Regions from separate parts of the Homo sapiens genome. Here region 2 is linked to region 1. Evidence: chromatin contacts called from ENCODE Hi-C data. All regions are on one chromosome and are shown on one strand. Each heading gives the region's core, a stretch centred on a gene start or an enhancer-like site at or near the end of the contact. The rest is flanking DNA. Distances are from core to core; before and after follow the strand shown.

Evidence for each region. Hi-C counts contacts between places; a loop is a spot of excess contacts on that map. Pooled maps may share reads with other maps.
Region 2: a loop to region 1 is called in a map of naive thymus-derived CD4-positive, alpha-beta T cell, with 7 times the contacts of the local background. The contact joins two enhancer-like sites. A Hi-C loop is called at or near these places in 10 of 168 maps with a recorded cell type or tissue (Caco-2, Ramos, ascending aorta and 5 more), 4 of 37 single-sample maps with no recorded cell type and 9 of 50 pooled maps.

The regions. Positions count from the first base shown.
Region 1 is chr1:119,964,962-119,969,445 of GRCh38, reverse strand. It overlaps NOTCH2 (notch receptor 2), which reads left to right. Exons shown (of 34, transcript NM_024408.4): 7 at 1,214-1,369; 8 at 1,825-2,013; 9 at 2,957-3,070; 10 at 3,880-3,993. Among named protein-coding and RNA genes, the nearest start is that of ADAM30, 71 kb to the right of the region's middle. Within about 2 kb of position 1,250, at least 6 of the 41 ENCODE cell types and tissues checked have a DNase peak (open chromatin) inside an H3K27ac peak, as active enhancers do.
Region 2 is chr1:120,140,480-120,144,963 of GRCh38, reverse strand. No RefSeq gene overlaps it. Among named protein-coding and RNA genes, the nearest start is that of SEC22B, 34 kb to the left of the region's middle. Within about 2 kb of position 1,948, at least 8 of the 41 ENCODE cell types and tissues checked have a DNase peak (open chromatin) inside an H3K27ac peak, as active enhancers do.

The DNA of each region.
Region 1 (4,484 bases), core at 1-2,500:
TCTTTCATCCCAAACAGCATATTCTTTGAGTTACCATCTATGGGAACATATCACTCAGGACTGTTCCAGAAATGTAACCTGCTAGCCAAAGTGCTATGAAGATAATCTTCCTCTTTAGGACTTTAGGCTCTCTTCTCAACTCTACATACTTTAGTTTTTCATTCCAAAAAAGGAAAGTTAGTAACTATTGTCTTTGGAACATCTGCTGAAGTCCTTAAGATCTTAGACTGAAAAGCACCTCAGCTATTAAGATAAAATGGCTAATAAATGGATCCACAGGCTTCATTTTAAGAAGAAACCATCTATTTACTCAGAAGAAGTTGGCAGGAGAGAAACATTTAAGTGCCTTCTAACCCTCAATGTCTATGAAAATATTCCCCTCAGGGAAGATTTTTACATGCTACAAAGTTAACATTGCTCTAGCCTCTCAATTTAACAACTACTAGTTCTAGGAGAAGGAGAGCAATGTAAGGAGGAAGGTGATGGGAGAAGATAATTTAGCTGGGAGAACTTTCTGCCCAGCAGTTTTGAAATGTTCTTTCATGGAGGCCTTTCCAAAAGCTCTAGCTCCAGCTTTGTGGAAGAAGCTTTAGTTACCTCTTCTTAAGTTAATTGCAGACTGGAAAATCCAGTTCCCATGTGAACTATATAAAACAGGAAGCCTAGTAATATCTTCAGAGACCTGGGGCCACCTGAATCAGGAATGTTGATGCTATTAAAAGATTACTCTAGTAGAGGCTGATGGTGTTCAGGTGGCCCCATGATCATCAGGTAGCATAATATTGGGGAAGTAGGATTCCGGATAAAATATAGGATGTATGGAATATTTGAGACATACTAAAAATTACTTCTTGTTTATCTAAAATTCAACTGGACATCCTCTATTTTATTTGCTAAATCTGGCACACTATCTGGAAGATAGCTCCACTTTCCTGTCTCCGTCTTCTTATCTTCTGGCCTGTAGATGTCTCTGTCCTGGAGGAGAGGTCTAGCTGAGAGCTCAGGGTCAGAGTCTAGGGTTGCATCTAGGTGCTTTGCTGGTGGCCAAGCATGTCCCCAAGGTAGGGTCAGGCAAAGCAGAAGTTGCGTATAAATCTCCATGTTGGATTCTGAGGAACTGATCATGAGGTTTTCCCTCCTGGGTGAAAGAGAAAGCTCTTCCCCAAGTGAGAGACATTTTCTCTTAGTTGTCCTTTGCCCCACCCTGTGACAGGTCTCCTGTGTCATCTGGATGATGCATGCATCAGCAATCCTTGCCACAAGGGGGCACTGTGTGACACCAACCCCCTAAATGGGCAATATATTTGCACCTGCCCACAAGGCTACAAAGGGGCTGACTGCACAGAAGATGTGGATGAATGTGCCATGGGTGAGTAAGCAGAACTTTTTCTGTTCTGTGAAGTGTCTGTTGAGCTCAGCAAATGTTTAAACTGAAGCACATTTTACTGTAGAAGCAAATTACATACACCCAAACCTCAGATTACTCTTGCTACATGGCCAGTGTTTACAAGTGACCTTTCAGCATAGCCATAACCATATATTCCATTCTGGGGATTAACTGTATGAAACGTATGTACTTGATTCTTAATATAAAGCCCTACCTCAATGACAGTTTGGGCAGAAACTGCAATAGCAGAAATGCATAACAGTTGAGGATACTCCGCTTTTATTTCTTTTTAAATTAAGGAAAAAAAAATAGAAAATTGGGAATGATATTATTGAAGGCCTGGCCCTGATGCTATAACCATCAGATGCTCTTCTATTGTTCACATTTGTGGAAACTCAACTGCTTTGATCCCAGTAATTGGTACTTGTGTCTTTCAGCCAATAGCAATCCTTGTGAGCATGCAGGAAAATGTGTGAACACGGATGGCGCCTTCCACTGTGAGTGTCTGAAGGGTTATGCAGGACCTCGTTGTGAGATGGACATCAATGAGTGCCATTCAGACCCCTGCCAGAATGATGCTACCTGTCTGGATAAGATTGGAGGCTTCACATGTCTGTGCATGCCAGGTAAATGGGCCCATCAGCATGTTGGGTCTAGAGAGGAGGGACTGTTCTGAACTTCTCTTGGTAGAGCATTCAGTATACTATTGCAGTCTGATGAGCTCTGTCAGCATTTGATTTCCTTTGCTGACTGGGGACTAGAGGAAGTCAGGGTTCACAAGCAAACCTTCCTTACTCAAAGAGTAAGGCAGTGCTAGAATTCATCAAGCTATGTAGACCAAATTAAACAAGCCTGTTATATCAAAATCCACATGTAATAGAAAATTTCAAAAATGATTTACTGTAAGAATCCTTTAAATAGCAAGTTTTCCTGATACCTTCATGTAATTACAAATACCATACCATTCCATTTATATAAATAAATTTTATCCACAATTATATAGGAAGTTTCCATTTATCTAAAGTGCAGTACATGTTTAGTTGTATTCTGGAGCTCTTCTGCATAGACCATGTCTTTAATTTTGAGAGGATACAGCCAAATCCAGCTTGAAATGATGGCTAACATTGGCTGCTCTGCCTGATTAAGGCTGCCGGCCACTCCAGCCTTGAAAGGCACTGCTGACCTTGAACTGCACCCTGAAGGCAACAACAGCTCCAGCTCAGCTTGTCTTTAGGAACATAGAGTGGGGACATTTTGGGCCTTCCACAGTCCAGAAAGTATGGATTTATCACAGAAAATGTGGAGCAGTCCTTGTTTATATGCTAGGTCTTGCCAATGTCTTTTAATGTAATCCCTTCCCGCTTTTCACAGTGACATGGGTATTTCACAGTATGCCCTGTCCTGCTTGACACTTGGAGTGACTATTTCTCATCATGGCAGAGTTCCTTTTTTCTCTGCAGAAATGTGTGTACTCGCAAAGGATGTAGTTATCATTGCAAATTTGTGCTTCCTTGTCTGGAATACACCTTTCTCTCTCTTTAAGCCACTTGTGTGGTCTGTTTTGTTTAGGTTTCAAAGGTGTGCATTGTGAATTAGAAATAAATGAATGTCAGAGCAACCCTTGTGTGAACAATGGGCAGTGTGTGGATAAAGTCAATCGTTTCCAGTGCCTGTGTCCTCCTGGTAAGTGCCCACGACCTGGCCCTGTTTTCTCTTAAAGCACAAAGCCAACTGACCACAGGGAAGAGAGCAGGGAGAGAATGTGTGTGGGCTGTGCATGAGGAAATCATTAGAGTAAGTGCTTGGTGATAGGAGTGTGTGTGTACAGAAATAGAGAATTTGTTTTAGCTACTATATCTTACAAGTCCTTTGTGGCCAAAAGTCCAAGTCTATTCTTGAATGGCCCATGACCTCTTCGTCTGTGTATATATTTCAGAATGCTCATACCTCACAGAAGCCTTAGTTGTAGGCTATTCGGGATTTTATTTTTTTCCCATGGGTCATATTCTTGAAGGCCCTCTGTGAGACTGTTATTTTTAGACATTTCACCCATGAGTTCAGAAACAGACAACACATGCCAATTTTTCCAAGATTCTCTGTCTCTCCTTTTTTTTCCTCAAGCTATTTTTGAAGATATGCCAAATTGTCCTCCATAGATTGCATCTTACCCCATTGTATCTTCAGAGAGAAGGTTTCTGTTGCCTCTGAAGCTACAGTTACTTGTTTGAGGTTCCACCTATAAATTTCACTTCCTACATCCTTCATTTAGAAGTGAAGTCTGTCTGTGAAGAAGCAATGGTAGAGACACACCACAAGTGCCTCTGATTCCCTGAGTGTCACCTGGTTATTCCAGTTACCTGTTGGGGAGAATAATAAAGCATAGGCTTATTGACCCATTGGTATAAGCCCTGCTAGTAACCTAACATCATTCTCATGGTAAAGGGAGACACAAGATAATCCTTTGACTCATGTTACCACTGTCCCTTTTTGAGGTTTCACTGGGCCAGTTTGCCAGATTGATATTGATGACTGTTCCAGTACTCCGTGTCTGAATGGGGCAAAGTGTATCGATCACCCGAATGGCTATGAATGCCAGTGTGCCACAGGTAAGATTCTTCTCACTTTTCATCTCCTTGGTAGGTCCATCTGAACAAAATAGGGTGATTGTCCCTGTCCTCTGCTAGCTGCTGTGCCAGGCCAGTCCACTCCCAGAGGCTCCTCTGTGTTTAGGAAGAGCTGTTTCTAACAAATTTTTTGCTGCTCTCTTTTTCTGCAGCACCTGCCTCCTCCACCACAACAGTGGTCTGGCCCAGATATTTCCATTTGGTATCCATGTCTTTCTGGGACAGATTTTGGCAGCAGTAAGTTTCCAGCTGGCTAGATTGACTCATTTAGGAAAGAGAAGAAATCCAGTTGAAAGCTATTTTTCACTGGGGCTTCTCAGCAGGAGGCCTGGCTCTGTGTTTCTTGAAGCAAGTGACTGAAAGAAGGCCCAGAAATTTAAAGGCTGAATGTGTACAAGTGCAGGGGTATTCTGCATAAAAGACACCAAAATAGGATTGAGAGTCAAGTGTGTAAATGACAGGAGAGAGAGCTC
Region 2 (4,484 bases), core at 699-3,198, 170 kb before region 1:
GCTTTACTCTTTTGAAAAAACTACCTGTTTCCCACTCCACTTCTGCTACCACCACTACCAAGTCAGAGTCCTCTTTCTATTCCAGCCAAACCTCTTCCTGTTCTTGAGAATTGCATCACATTCTTGGCTTAACGTAACCAACACCCCCACATTGGCACCAGGGAGTGTGTAGCCCTTCTTTATTGGCTGAAAGTTCTTGTCTGGTGAGCATGGAATAAGTCACTCACTTCCTGAATTTCAGCCCTGGCTAAATTTGCTTCTGGAAAAACATATATATATTCCTCAGATTTTTGTTTGTTTGTTTGCAAATCTCCTTCACTCCAGCCCTGTCCTGGAATGAGCAAGATTTACCAAATAGGGACAGCGTGAAAGGGAATTTAGAGGGTAGAGGTAGAGGGAAAAGGAGTAGTATGTGTAGCTTGCTGAATGAGATGTCTGCTCTTGCTGTTTCCATTTCTTCACTTCTCAAACAATTTTTAACCCAATCTAAACTGGCATCAGCTCCCATTGTATTGAAAGGGCTTTCACTCAGGACAGTAACGCCCCCCCGCCACCTCCCATATTACTAAATCCAGTGGATACATCAGCCTTGATCTTACTTGGCATCAGGGTAGCATGTGATGCTTTTGGTCACATCCTCTTTGATAGATTCACTCTTCCTTTGCACTATTGTTTTTTCCCTATCTTAGTCATGGGTCTTCAGCATCCTTTGCAAGCTCCTCTTTACTCCTAAAGTACTGGTGTTCCTCAGAACCCTGTTCTACATCAGCCTCTTTTCTCTCTAAACATTTTCTGTGAGAAATATTATCCCTTTCCATGGCATTATTGAGATCTATCTGCCAATTATTTCCAAATCTCTATCTTCCCTGACCTCTTTTGACTGCTTTCTAGAACTTCAATTAGAAATTCCTGAAAGCCTATTAACCAACTCCCTCCCTCAAACCTATTCCTCCAATAATGCTCCTTATCCAAACATATGCCACACCATCTACCCAGTTTTTCTAGGCAGAAATGTAGGATTCATCCTTAATGCCTCTTTTGCTCACCTTCCACATTCAGTCAATAACCAAATTCAGTATAATCTACATATTTGAATCCATCAATTTCTCCCTGTCCCCACTGGCCTAAGTGATCACCATCTATGTGGCATTTTGCACATCCCTTTGCTAGTTTCCTGCCCCCAGGTTTTCTCCCCTTGGATCATTTTCCACTAACCACTAGATGGTTCTTTATGTAAATGCAGTTCTGTAAATTCACCACTTGTGTTTAAAATCCTTTAGTTGCTTCTCACTGTCCTTAGGATGGAGTCCGAACTTCTTATCACGGTTCATAAGCCTCTCATGATCAGTAACTTGCCATCAGTCTGAACTCCACTCACACTGACCTCCAGTGTTTCAAACACACCCTGCTTCCTTTTGCCTCTAGGCCTTCACAGATGCTGTTTCCTCTGCTCGGAGCATTCTACTGTAGGGCCTCTAACATCTGTAGACTAAATTCTAGCCTCAAATTATCAGTTATCTTATTCCTGAATCAGAACTGAACTGGGATTCTTAATATTTTTTTATTAATTCTTGAATTAAAGCCAGGATTTATATTATCCTATATGTTTCTTTGAAAAATGCAAAGATATTTTCTAATGAAACTGTATTTGAACTAATTAACTTAGGGTTCAGTTTTTAAAAATCATAGCCGAATGTAAACTGGAACGTACTTTTTTTCATGGTACTGGAATGTTTTCTTGGTTGTTATTCATCGTGACATTCTAGCTTTGGAATTTTTCATTTCCAGCTGACTTCTAGCAGTCTCCTTTCTTACCTCTCAACCCCTTACCCTCTGGTTGCCCTATACTTGCCCCTAGATGGATCCAGTTTGCATGCAGTGGTAGCTGCTGTGAGGCTGCGGTTAAATAGAGCTGCTCAGACTGCAACAGGAAAGCATTGAATCGAAAGCAAAGGGGAGGAAGCGCAAACCGATACCCACCACAAAGCTGCTGAGTGCCCAGCATGACCCAAGCCGCACCCTCTGATGAGGAGTCTTGTGGAGGAGTAAGAAGCCACAGACTTTAATAAACCATCAGCACAGCCTGTCCTCCACTTCCCTGGTCCAGCCTTCCCGGATCACCATGAGTATCACCGGGTACTGACCTAAGAAGCTGGGTGATGACAGAAAAGTGACCAGAAATGTAGAGTCCAGAGGAAGGTACCCGAAATGAATGACTGTAGACCATTTTATCTCAAACTCCCTACACAGTCAAGCGTGGCGAGCACGAAGGTCCGGGGCATGAGAATGTTTCTGAGGAGCTCCCTGCTTGGGGTGATTCCCAGATGAAGACTCCTAAAAATGTTCCCTAAAAATGCCTTTGCTACCTCCCTGAAAGGCTGCTTCTAGTAGTGGCCAAAACAACTTATAAAAATTTTGTAACTAAAAATAAAGCCCTTGTGAGATACAGTTAAGAGAACTTTAAATATACACTAAGGTATGATGACTATTTTTAGATTCCTGACTTCAATGGAGGGAGGAGAAAGGAAGGAGATGGAGCAGCAAAGACATATGTTACCTACTTGATTTTGCTCATGGCCTAACCTGTTTACATTTGTCCCTTTTGCTATCAAAGGAGATATTAAGGAATTATAGGAAAGGGAATGAAAAGTGTGGAAAAATATATAGGAACTAAGTACAGATTTTAAACACTGGTAAGGTGGAGAACTCCTTGGAAATCTAGAGCTTCACAGTGGCTCTATAATTCACCTGTTCAGGTTCACTACCTCAGAATCTAAGAAGGTGAGATCTGGGCCCTACTTTTGCAGCTGGAAGGTCAGAACACAAAGAATGGAGGTGACTGACTCAGTCTGGAGGAAAGGTTGCTTGGCTTGGCTGGAAGTGGGCACTTGTGTCATCATAGAGTGCCAACCTCACACTTCAGATAACAGAACAGGAAATATTGTTAGTTCAGATGGGAGAGCAGAGGACTGACTGTGTATCCAAGACCATTAAGTTATTCAGTCACCTCTTTGTGTTGTACTTTCTATCCTACAAGGGACCAGAGCTGGCTGTGGGGAGCTTGGGCAATAGATGAAGCAGGCCATCAGGCCAGTCCCTGTTCCTTGCAGCTTTCTTCTCCCTTCTATCATGTTCAGCTTCTTTAATCTGCTCAACCCAGAAAGTCTTCCAAGATTGACATCATTACCAAAGTTTAAATGGAAGAATCTGAGGCATTTTGATAGGAGACAGGGGTGACAATTCTGGAGTAGAGGAACTGTCTCTCACAAGGCCTCTCTACTACAAGTGGTAAAAATTTGTGCTTTATTTTAACAACCACAACAACAGTGAATTGGAAAGGATCTAATAACAGAACAGAATTTGTAGTCAGACAACTTTGTTTTGAAACTATTCTTCCTTTCTTCCCTTCCTCCCTCCCTCCCTTCCTTCTTTCCTTCCTTCCTTTCCTTCAGAAAGGAAAGGACAGGGAGGATAGCCATAGAATGGGAAGCTCCTTAGACCTCAGAGGAATGCCGCAAGCTTCCCAAGTCTGAGTGCCTGCCCAGAGTTTGCCTACTTTCTTCAGTAGTCAAGGATATTCCTCAAGTTGTGTTTAATATCTATACATGAGCCAAACTGCGGTAGGTGGGTGACTGCATTCCCCAGGTGCAATCTTTCAGCATGTGACCTGATGTAGTACATTACATTCCTTAGACAAGGAAAAAATAGCGATATGAATGCAAAGAGGGGGAGGCAGAGAGTGTAAGCTACTCTAAAACACTTAGTTATGAAAGAAGAAAGATTGGCTAGAAAGCATGTGTAATAAGGAATGAATTCCATTTTTTTAATTGAGAGAGGTTCAGGAATGTTTATGTACTTGAGGAAAAAGCATAGTGAGAGATCTTAACAAGTCACTTCATTCCTAAGCTTTGATACCCCCATCCAAGGTGAGGAGGAGAGGAGAGGAGTTTCTATAAAGATTAAAATTGAATTAAAATCATATGCCCAGTAGTGGCTTATATGCCACAAAGCCCTTTACACATGTTAATTTTTATAACTATTATCATCTAGTGACTGTACAGATGAGTAAGCCCTGGTCACAGCTGTTCTATATTTTCTACCCTATATGACAGAGCTGTCAAGAGGAGACAGGCTCTTGAGTAGGCAGGGCTAAGACACATAAATAAGAGGCTAACACTGGTGTGATTTGTATCTTGACATGCTTTGAGCTTTTGGAGGATGGTGTGTGTATGTGTGTGACTTACTAGATGCAATGAGTTACCATTTATTTCAACTTGCCCTGTATTCTTATTTTAAAAATCTTACTTAAAACATGGACACATGTCAAATCCAACATGTCTCTAAAAAGATCTAATGTTTGGAGAAAATTTTAGAAATATTCACAAACTGTGCATCTGATAAAGGTCTATTTAGAATCTATAAGGAACTTAAACAATTCAACAAGCAAAAAATAACCCCATTAACAAGTGGGCAGGCCAGGTGCA